Linked DNA regions of Homo sapiens: region 2 is linked to region 1. A link is an interaction called in ENCODE POLR2A ChIA-PET data of the cell type or tissue named here. Cell type or tissue: MCF 10A. All regions are shown on one strand. Links, peaks and the distances in the headings refer to the core of each region. The heading gives the core; the rest is flanking DNA.

Region 1 (6,119 bases), core at 1,929-4,428:
TTTTCTTAGATTCTCGGGGTAGAAAACACATAATATAAGTTTTTGTACATTGAAAAAAAAAATGATGTGACCTTGTTTCCTATTAGTGCTGTCAAGCTGAGGAAAATCGAGAGGTGTCAAATGGCCTGAAATTTAAGTTCATTTCATGGCCCATCTGGCTCACCAAGTACTGGACTCCTCCTCTGAAAAGCCTCAGAATCTCACTATTCTTTGTTTGCATTTTAATTTCCTCAGAGCTCTAGAAATTCAAACTTGTAGCCCGGATGCCTTTATCCCTCCCCCACGCCTCCCTGGCACAAGTGCTGAACAGAAAACACCTTGCTTCCCTTTAATCACAGAATGACAATATTTCAACATACAGAGGGGCTGTTTGTGCTTTATCTTTTACTGCATTTTTATGGGAAGCAATGTATTTTCTTCCTTTTCTCCCCTGATACTGTAACAATCTTTCCTAAATTAAATATGTAACCAATTTCTCATATGACTTTATTCCCAGGCTCTTTTTAAGCCATCATTAAATATCTTCATGCTGTTTGACAGTTATTCCTCATCAGTGTGTTACCTTAGAGACTGTCTGGTGTAAACGGAGGTTTACAGTGTATGGAGAGAGAGGGGAAGATGCCAAGGAGGAGTCAGGCCCACCCCCCATCAGGCAGGGACAGGGAGAGCATGGCCAGGAGAGGGTGACAGCCAAGAGGTACACACCTGATAAGCAGAGAGTGCGTCCCATTCATCTTTGTGTCCCCAGGACCTAACTCTGCTCCAGGCACAGTGAGGTTCTCTGAAGATACTTGGTGGAGAACAAAAAAGGAGAATAAGGAAAAAGATACAGCAGAAAGGTAAGAGGAGGCAAATGGAGAGGAGGCAGGGCGCTACGGTGGGGGGTGGGTGGAGAAGAGGCTGAAATTTGGAAAGATGTTCACTGAAAAAAATAAGACAGATGGAAAGCTCCACACCAGAGCGAGATTTGGGGTAATCTATCATTCATTAATCAATTTGATCCAAGACAAAATATACATAATGATGTTAAAATGTGAGGATTTCAGCCCCTGAAGAGAATGACAATTCTTAGAGCAATCCAAAGTCTGAGACCACGCTCTGCAGTGCAAACAGGCTGCCACAGCCAAGGCCCCAGGCCAGTTCAAGAGGCATTTGATGGGCAAGAAGGTGAACTCAAGGAAAAGGGTGTTGGGCTGAGCCACAGTGCCTTAGGTGGTAGTCACTGGGTTGAATGAAATATGTACCCCGGTGAGACTGGACCAGCAGTCATGATACCCCAGAGGAAATTATACAGGCCAAGAAAGAAGAAAACACTTTTAACATTTCTAATAGTAGTAATTATCTGGATTTATTGATCAACTCACTGAGCTTATCTGAAAGACAAGAAAACAAACTGGGATTTGACACTGACTACGGTCACAGCTGCCGTGTGTCAGCTTTAATTTACAACCATTCTCTTTGACACACAGTCTTTGTGGTATTGAGCAAGAATTGGTAAGCCTTGTAAGTGGCTCATTTATATGACTTCTGTGGATATGTGGGCCTCGCCTAATGCACATTAAAGAAACAAGCTGGACACTTGAGCTACATTTCAGTCTCTTAGGTAACAAAGCTGTGTACGACAGTGCTATTTTGGCACTTTTTGTTTTGGTGGCAATCCAAACATGTAGAATCTTCAAAATTAATTGTGGAAGACGGGAATATTTTGATTAATCTTCAGTGAATAATCTAGTTCAGCCAACATTTCTTGGCACTCACGTACACTGCTGCCCACAGGGTTATTTTTTGTTAAACTTCCTAACAGGATCTGATATTGTACATTGTAAATACATAAGTAAAATAATCAAGGCCCAAGGTTTTTTATTTGTTTAGTGTTAGGATTTTTTTTTCTTTTTTGAGACGATGTTAGACATACAGAAGAGTTGCAAAATAGTACAGAGGATTTTCTTAGAGCCTTCACCCAGCTTCCCTTAATGTCGACATTTTGCATAACCATCATACAATTATCAAAGCTGAGAAATTAACATTGCTACAATACTGTTTACTAAACTACAAAATTTATTCAGATTCCATTTCTTCCACTGATGTACTTTTACTGTTCCAAGATCTAACAGAGGTCTGATTTTAATACAAGATTGTTTTTTCATGTAAGAGAGGAGGTAGAGTTCTTAAGTCATGGGATCCCCTAGAAGTTAGGCTCCATGACAGCCAAGACCTTGTCAGTCTTGTTTATCTCTGTAACCACAGGCCCAGGAAGAGTGCCTGGAACATAGAGACTTGAACATGTTGAGTGAAGGAACGAATGACTAAGTGACCAGTCAGAACATTCTCTTCATTTTTACAGAAAGAAACCCAACAAGACCAGATTCAAGGGATTCTTTTAAATATTTCATTTTCCCTTAATGTCTAAATTCTCATGGTTACTTTGGGATTTTTATATGGCATAGTTAGACTGGAATTAGACTTGAATGATTAAGAATATTGGAGAAACAGGTAACAATCCCACCGCTAACTACCTCTTACCCTAACCTACAAAGCTAGGCTAAATGCCATTACCTGTGTTCCATTAAGTATATTTTATACCATACTTATTATACTATGCAATAATTAACTGTGCATTATAGAATGAACTTCTGCGCAACAGTTTTTTCATCTGATTATGCCAAATACCTAATTTATATTAGATACATAGCAACACTGAATAAATACATCGTTACCTTTCTTCAGTACACCAATCACCTGTACACCAACATCAAACACACAGTGTTATTTATATCACATTGTTGATGCTAATACTTAACAAATTGTTCATTATTAACGATAATGTAAAATTGTTCATAAGAAAACTGAATTTCACGCCCACATTATAAACCAAACCCTTAAGGGAAAGTTTATTCTAAGACCAACTAACATATTCTGATCTTCCTTTTAACTTCTAGATATATTTGTGACTTACAAGAAGTACATTTATGTTCTTTATATGTTTGTTAGACTTGCTCACCAAACAGAGTGAGCTGGTTTATTTTGACTGTGTTACTCAAGTACTTAAAACATAGCCACATGCTATAAGCTACTCAATAACAAGCTGTCTTTGGTGTAATCAAAAACAGAGCAGAGAATATGAAAGCCATTCACAGCCATTCTCCCAATGCTTTATGGCTACTTCCTAAAACCATCATTCACTCTCACACACAGTGACTCAGGCAAACCCACATCCTTCTCCCTGACAGGCGCGGTTGCCCTCCTGGCTTAATCCTACTGGGAGGCAAGACCTCATGGTGAGAGTAAAGGAGTTTAAAGGGTTTTAGACCAGCCAGCTGGTGGATAGGGCAGAACTTCAAGTAATCAAAGATAATTCACTCCTGGGTGCATGTGTAGTCACACTGTAAGCAAGTGTGTCTATCAACAAAAAACAAACACAACTGAGAAATCGCATCATAGAGAAACAAAGCTAAAAGGGCCCATGTAGAGGAAAACACGGGATACTAGAGAGGTAAAGTAACTCACCTTAGACCACACAATGGAAGTCCCAGTTAGCAGCCAAAATACTTCAGAATGAAAATCATTCGATTGATTTTTCCAAAATCACTGCTTCAAAACCACTAAAGCTAACAGCAGCAGGTATTGCAAATCAGGCCATGTTGCTCCCTTGCTTGAGACCTTTGAATGGATTCTGGTTGGGCTGAGGGGCCAAGCTTGTCAGTGTAGTTTACTAGCACTTCAACTCTCTGGTCTTGCTTGCCTGCCTGTCTCACCTCTCATCATTCCCACTTATACTCCACAGGATCCCATCACACTGTCCTGTTTGGAGTTGATCTGTGATGTTGGGTCCATGTTCCATGTTGTCTTTGGTCTCTGTTCCCTCTGCTAGAATGAATGTCACCCTGTCAGACACCACCCTCCTCTTTGTTCTCCTTGGACCCTACATTTCCCTACTTAACACTGCTTAGGCCAGAATTGAAATTGGCCTTTTTTCTTTGTTTGTTTGTTTCTTTATTTGTTTGTTTTCGCCACTTTCTCTATAAAATGATAAAAAACTTGAGAGCAGCAATCATGTCTTTCTGATTCACTGCTCTATTCCCAGGCCCTTGTACTGTGCCTGACACGTGATAAGTAGTAAATAAATATTTTTTCAATAAATAAATAAATACATTAAATTAAAAATTTCTTGTTAATTGCCTATAATTACTAAACATCCTATGAATATCATTTCCCCCCTGAGAAAATAACACTATATAAGCCTAAAACCAAGCCGTATAATATTTCATAGGGGTTGGTTTGCTATAAATTGAAAATCAGGTTATTAACATTATTATTCCCAAGCATCATGCTATATCTATGCCCTTTAATAAATTAGGTTACCAAAAACTATATCCACCCACCCTATTCCCACAAAATGATACTCAGAAAGCAGTTTCAACATTCTGGACTCTTAGACATCTGGTCCACTAATTTTGGATTTGAAGCTGTCTCCATAATAGTTGAAGAAGCAAGCTTTGAATTCCCAGCCCCTGAATACCAGGTATCTGGACCTTGGGCACTGTGACATTGGAGCCCACACACCTTCTTGCTAACCCTAAAACAATAAGCCTGCACCACCCATTATATGCATCCTTTCCACTGTAAGAATGAGTTTCCTATAAAAAATGCTTTATAGCACAGTGTCATTTTATGCACATAAAAGAGCTAAACTTTTATTTTTCTCATATTCCAGGGTTTTTCTGAGGGGACCACGTGATGATAAAGCTGTCTTTCTGCAAGTATTTACATCTCCTGTCTTCTTCTGCACGTGCATAAAGGATTGCATTTGAATCCCTGCCAAGATAAGTCTTAATTGATTTTTTTCAGGTGTTTCCTACTGCCATGGCAACCATAACCAAATATCTTTTCATGAATAGCTTTGTCAATTGCAATATAATATTCTCACTGAATACAGTCTCCAGTTCTCTTTCTACAAAGCTCTCAGGAGCTTTCTCTTCTCTGGCCTAACATCTCTTTTCCTTCAAGCCTCTGGGCCCCATGAAAATCATATATTTAAATAGCACACATGGTTTTTTAAAATGAGAACCTCCTATGATTTCCATCAGTAATAACACACACAAAGATAAAAATAGAGTATGCTTTCAAGGGTAATAGATATTTTATTACTGGCATGATTTGTCAAATACCTATAATCCCTCTCAAATCAACTTTGATGGTGTTATTTCGTTTTTTGTTTTTGTCTCCCAAGAAAAATCATTATTCATCTTAAGAGAGAACATCTTGTCAAGTGTTGCAGTTCAACAAAATAAGGAAAACATCTCTGCCAAAACGCAGCAAATGTGATTACACAAGGCCAAGGAGAAGCCCATAATTAGATCATTACCATGGAAACAACCTAATTACATGTGTAAAGCAGTGAGGGCTGAGTTGTAGATCTGAATATGTGAATATCATTGTCTATGTTATAAAATTTCTGCTACTTAGCTTTCCCCAAATATAAAATATAAACTATATAGATAAATCTTAGTTTAAATGAATGAAAAAATACTGTACGTTGTGTGAATGGAGTTCAGGGATATTCACTCTATTATAAACATATACATATACCTTAAATGAGAAAAAAATATTTCAATGTGCACATTAATAATAAATGTATATTAGCATGTAAATAGCTGAACGGCCTTAAGTGTGCATTCTGGAATTTTATACTGTGCAAAAAATATTTGCTAGAACAACCAAAGTTCTGATAAGGTAATTTAATTTTTCAACTATATTTTATTATTTATACTCAGGAATAATTTTATATTGATCTTCCCTTAGTTATTTAGAGGCCTGTTGTTTCTTTAAGGACTCATTTGTTGATCCCTGAAGGCTAAAATGTACATCTCCATTCACTATTCGGGCCACAGTTAAATAAATGTCCGAATTCTTAGGGGCAGGGGAGAGGCTACTCAAAACTTTATTCATATAGGTGTGCATTGACTTTTTTAAATTACCAAATCTAAATATCTCTTTCCCACTGCCTTTTAACACTATTTACAAGTGCTTTTGTGGCTAAATTTCTTAAATACCTTCGTCACTCTTCTTAACTGTCCATTTGGAAAGCATCTTCTCCAGCAGCACCAGATATTAGCTAG
Region 2 (6,119 bases), core at 2,350-4,849, 360 kb before region 1:
AACTCTCTAGAAAGACTTTCTCATGAAATTATTCCATAAGGCCTCAATCATTTTATTCACTTTTTATTTTAAATAGAAATACCTCTGTAAAGAGTGAGACTTTAGGTGAATGACTTTCCAGCATAATTTTTTTCTCAGCTGCATTAAAAGGTAAAAGGAAATCTTTTCTGGAATTGTAACTAGGAGAAGCAGATCAGATGAGAACTGTTTGGGGAGATGCAGGAGGGAGGAGGGAGATGTCAGGTCACTTGCTGTCTACCTCACATCACACAGCCCCAGGGAAGGGCCTGCTAGCCCAGATTAAATCCTAGAGTCTGCAGAGATGAAAATAACATTGACTCAAATCCTTTTGTTTGTAATAGAAATCCTTCTTTCCAATCATTCTGGAAATGCTCGAGGAGGTGAGGTATATTCATGTGTTTCTTAGTCACTTCTAGTTTAAAAGTCTGTTTCCTTTGGATCAATTCAATTCATGGATCATCTCACCTTTGCCCACCAGCTATTTGTGTTCTGCCTACTGTAGGTTTGCCTAGCCATTTTCTTCATTTCCACACACGATAAAAACATAAAAAGCCTTGGTGTGCTGGTTTTATAACACAATAATGTGAACAGCTTAAGAATGAATATTAGCTGTCTCAGTTTTTTAAAAGTATCTGTTTTTTCTGCCAACTTGGATACTGGCTTTTCTCCAGTCTGTTTTCCTCTTCTCCTGCCTCCTGAATTTCTCCGTCACCTCAGCACCTCATTTTTTTTGAAGAATAGTTTAGTTGTATCCTTCCTATTCTTTCTGGCCTCACATTTCTTTCTCAAACACTGAGCCATATGTATTCTTTTCTCAGAATAAACTCTGGTGCCAGCTTATAAAATAATACCCTTTTCAATTTATGAAATTATTTCTGTCTCAGCACAAATCATCCGAGGAAAGGTTTTAAGCTTAGGGTGGCAAGGAGAAAGATATAACGTCCATATTAGAATGACGTGTGTGGCAAGTAGAGGGTAAACAGAGTAGGAAGGGGTTTCAGTGTCCCTAGAATATGCATGTTACACAGCACAACACAGCTTAGACTTGTCCCTGCTCTCTGCAACCATTCTCTATTTTCCATGTCTCCATGAACACAAGTTCTTGATTCCAAGTGTTTTTTTTTTTAAACCAAAATTTTGGCCTTGCACATTCTATTTTATTGCTGTTTCCAGATTCCCAAATTATGCCTTTCAGAATTACTTTTGTCACCACTTCTCTACCAGCTAATAATATTTTCTCTATATAAATTATTGAATTAATGACTCAGGATTATAATCGCCTGTGAATTGTATGGTATTTAATTTCTTTTCCAGCAGGTAAGAGTAGAATAAAGAGAATGTAATAAGTTACATGCAGTCACAAAATGAGTCATTAGAATCAGAGACAGAATTTGGACACTGAAGACACAAGTCCTGCTTCTCAGTAGTCCTGTTGGCTGCATAATAATTTAACCTTCATGCAAAACAGCTGAATCATACTGTTCTCTTCTGTGTCATGCGTCCCATTTAGACAGGCTTCCCTGCCTTGCCTTCTTCTTTGTAATTCTTTTATCTTTCTGTCTCTTTGTCTGTCTGGTTTATGTATTTATCTAAATAATTTTTTTAAGTTTACAAATATTTCAGGAACTCTCTTACATGGTGGTTGAATGCTGATCGTTTCAAAGGAGTTGAAATGATCCCACCCTAAATAGCAAAGTACTACAATATTATTCTTGCCTAGAAGCTGCCCATGTGTATTAATTTAACTTAAGGTCATTGTGGGTGCTTTTTAACTTTAGGTTACTTGAGCTAAAGAGACTTTTCTTGAAAGAAAGTTTGGCAAGAGGAATTGGAGTAATACTTATTGGAACCTTCAGTAATTGGGGAAAGGTAGGGAAGGAAGAACTGAATTAGAAAAAAACCCACACTCAAAATGTGCCAAACCAAGATTTGATTAATTCAAAAGTTTACTTGGAGGTATATTTATTTCTGAATCTCAATTTCTATTTGTTATAGTTCCATGAAAAGTATTATCTATCAATATATGCCCTTATTACTCAGGAAGCAAATGGAATGACTGGCTTTCAGAAGGTGAGATCAGAGAGAACATTCAAGGTAAGAGTCAATAAATAAAATGCATTAGCATACAGCTAACGAAATGATGTGAAATAGGACATCTAGGAAGAGAGGTGGTCAGCTGTGAAGAGGGTGGATTGGAAGTCAGAGGGCCTCATTGTTCTCATGATAATGAACACATGGTGGTCATGGATACCAGGTCAGGTCAGGCTTCATTGTGAAGCTCTAATTAGATGACGGATGGGAAAGAATCATAAGCCCTATGTGTATATGGCATTTCTTCCCCCTCAAATATTACCTTGTACTGGTGTATTACCAATCAATGTCTTGTAAGTTAGGCAAGTTGGCCACTGCCATAGGTTCTCACCAGGTTGAGTTACCAGGCAGAATATAGGAAGCCCAGTTAAGTTTGAATTTTAGACAAGTAACGAATACTTTTTTAGTCTAACTATGCTCTAAATTATTCATTGTTTATCTGGAATTCAAATGTAACCAGACATTCTAAATTTTATTTGCTGTCTGGCGTTCTTACCACCAGAGAAAATATATTTGGTTAAGAGCTAACTGTCAGCATTGCATCTCGGAAACCTGATGTGGGCAGAGACAGTTAGCCAAGTCATTCATTATTTGTTAGAAATAGAGCTGTCAAGAGAGCCAGATATCCATATCATGTTATCTGTTAAATATGAAGCCATTTTAAACACCCAGTGGTTTCTTGACAAGCAACTTCTTCCCTACTATAGGCATGCCAAGCCAAGGAATTGGCAGTGTTTAGCTGCCTGGGACAGGCACTGCCAACATTTGCTTCTATAATTCTTCTTTTTCTCAGTCTTCGTGGATGATTAACCCACCAACCGTCTTCTGACTTATACATCATATTTTAGATTTAAAATTGCCATGTAATTCAGTACAATACATTTTTGCCCACCTTAAAACAACCCTGTCTCTTAAATTTGATCCTACATATCCCTGTTATATCCTAACTTTAAAGTTTAACCTTTTATTTTAATCTTATTTTGTATTATTTAATTTCCATGAAAGCAATCTTCCCATGGTGCATATACTAGAAACAGGTGCCAGTTATATGAAGAAAAGACACACCAAAACAGAAGGAAACTTTTTCAGAGGTTCAAGTAAAATATAAGTAAAAAAAAAAAGGCATTTTGAGAATTTAAGATCAATTTTTTTCTGCCCTACTTACTTCAAAGGAGTAAAGGAAGACACAATTCTACTCCTTTAATAAATAGTCTGCATCAGAAACCCTACAACCTGATCTGAAACTCAGGAAACAGGTAAAGCCATAAGCAGGAAGATGATTAAGAGTTTCTTTAGAAGTCCTGCCAAGACAAATCTCTGCAGTCAAAGTGGAATCATTAGTGGCCTCCTCGACCTCAAAGTCTTCAGAGAAAGTAGGAACAGTGGGTTTATTAGGTAATTCTCTCTATAGAAGGGAAGGTGTTTTTTTTTTTCTCTATATTCTTGACAGGCAATTGTACTTAATGGACAAATTTATCCAATAGACAAAACCTATCTCATTGTAAACTCTGAGTGTGCCTCATGGGCTAGTTCAGCCAAGTTTAGGAGATTACCAAAAGCTTAGCCATCCACATAGCACAGCAGATTTTCACAATTGAGACTGGGATTTTTAATCAAAGTAAGATCCTTTTCATTGAAAACTCCTATATAACTTTTGGAAATCTACACAAATAGTGCAATAATTAGAAAATAATAATGTTATGACAGAAATTATAATCATATATGGCTGTGTTTCTACTTTTACATTATTTCTGCATCCCCAATTCTTTGTTTTTAAAAAATGTTTCTAAATTGTTCTCAAATGATAGCACAAATTCACAAAATGTTGTGAGAAAATGAAAAATAAGAACTACTTAGAAAAGATTTTAATTCAAAAGAAATAATAGTTGAAAATAAATCCATTTTAAATTATAAGGCTTCTTAAAATGTATTCTCAGTGGACTAAAGCAATAGATATCAGCTATATAAAGGCCACACTTTCCTCTTAACGGTTTAGACAACTCAGAAGTTCACATAAAAACCATTTCTTAGTGTCACTAATATTTTATTTAATTTCCTATAGCAGAAAAAAAAAGCAGAGGAAATTATTCTGATGAAAACCAAAGACTTCCGACACTTTTATAGCATTAAAATTTATGGACACTAGAAATCTTTAATTTTACATGATTTCTTTTTTCTTTCCTCCCTCGTTTCCTTCTTCTCCACCCCTCCACTTTCTCTCAATCTCTTTTTTTCTTTTTTTTATGGTTAGAATTTTATGTCTTTGACAAAAATTTTATGACTTTTAAGAAGTCTTTGATACCCTAAAGAAATGAAGACATTCTCCTATATTTTCTAAACACTTTATGGTTTTACCTCTCACATTTTGGTCTTTAATTCAGCTGGAATTGATTTGCATGTGTGGTGGGAGGTAGAAGCCCAATTTTATTTCTTCTACATGGACACCCAATTTTCAGAAATGTTTCTTTTGATCTGCGGTGCCACCTTAGTGTTTTCATATATGATATACATTTCATATATTAAGTGTCCATGCTTATGTGGGTCTGTTTTATCACTGTTATGCTCCTCAGGTCTATCTGATTATCTTTATCTTAGTTACAGTGGTTTTAAGATCATTTTTCATATCCAAAAAGCCTGTTTTCCCAATTTGTTATTTAACAGTAGTTTAGCTGTTTTCATCTCTGTCTTTCTGCCTCTCTCTCTCTCTCTCCATCTCTGTGTGTGTATTTATTTACTTATATCTTAGTTGGTCAAACTTAAAAAATCAAACTTAGGGATTTTATTGGGATTGGAATAAATCTATATATACATTTGTGTAAAATTGACATATTTACACGTATCTTCCAATTCATGAATATGGTATATCTCTTCATTTATTTAGGTCATTTAAAATGTCACTCTATAAAATATATAATTTTTTTCATAAGGGTTAGATGTTTTCTGGTGCATTATGTTTTAAAAATGTCTTCCTAACTGAAATATTTTTGTTTGAGTTTTTATTTTTTAAATCTTGTACCTATGTATAAACAATTTGCTTTTGTATATTATTTGTGAAGCAACATTTTTATCTTCCCTTCTTCTAATTTATCTATCTACTTAATTTATATCTGCAAACTATTGCCTTCAAATAATTAAAATTTTGTTGCTTTCTCTCCCCACCCCAACCACTATAGCTTATAGTTCTTTTTATTTCTCTACTACACTGTTTAGGTTCTCCAATAAAATGATGAGTAGCATTAGTCATAGTAGAAACCCTTTTATATTTTTGATCTAAAAAAGAAAGCTATTATTATCTCTCTAAGTACATTGTTGCTATAGGTTTTTAAGATATTCTTTATCAAATTGAGGACATTTTTTCTCTTCTATTTGCTAAGATATTTTAAATCCATGAATACATATTAAATTTTTAAAGTTTTTTTCTTCATTTTGTAATTAATAATATAATTGTGGCATTATATATTCTTATATATAACTATATATTTCTAAATAAACAATTATAGTGTATAATTATTTTCCTTAATATTTTAATATAGCAAATAACATTAATTGCTATTCATGTGTTAAGTCTACCTTGTAGTCCTGAGATACAAAACTTGATGATTTTGTGTTATCCTCTCTACATGTTGCTGAATTTTTCTTGCTAAGTTTTTGCTCAGAATTTTAACATCTATGTATATGAGTGACTAAACCATGATTTTCTTATCATGACTTTGTAAAGGTTGAGATTAAACTATTGCTCATCTCATAACAAAAATAGGGAGTTGTTTTTGTGTATTTCTCCCAGAAGCGGTCTCTGAGACTTGAATTCAAATGCAAAAATGTGATTTGAGAGGAGCAGAGGAAATACTGGCAGGGAAATGGGCAAGAAATATAGGTAAGACGAAACAGTCCGTAAAGGGCAATGTTATTAAGGCAGCTTTCACAATGGGCAACTAAAATTTAATTCTGCACCAAAAATCTAGGAAACAGTTTTATATACAAATCAGAATTATACAACTCCAGGTCCA

The links. Peaks named below come from ENCODE experiments on the same cell type or tissue, not always from the same donor. Only the 100,000 strongest peaks of a DNase experiment are listed, where the experiment ranks them.
Region 2: POLR2A ChIA-PET joins it to region 1 with 7 read pairs; 1 of 35 experiments calls an interaction of 5 or more read pairs at or near these places.

Annotation. Positions count from the first base shown.
Region 1 is chr3:177,832,275-177,838,393 of GRCh38, reverse strand. All of the region lies in intron 1 of LINC02015 (long intergenic non-protein coding RNA 2015), which reads right to left. Among named protein-coding and RNA genes, the nearest start is that of LINC02015, 18 kb to the right of the region's middle. In MCF 10A, for the core only: no CTCF peak of the experiment used is centred there; DNase peaks (open chromatin) are centred at 2,253 and 3,223.
Region 2 is chr3:178,191,375-178,197,493 of GRCh38, reverse strand. LOC105374235 (a long non-coding RNA gene) reads left to right here. Exons shown (of 11, transcript NR_188692.1): 10 at 2,017-2,115. Among named protein-coding and RNA genes, the nearest start is that of LINC01014, 220 kb to the left of the region's middle. In MCF 10A, for the core only: no CTCF peak of the experiment used is centred there; a DNase peak (open chromatin) is centred at 3,423.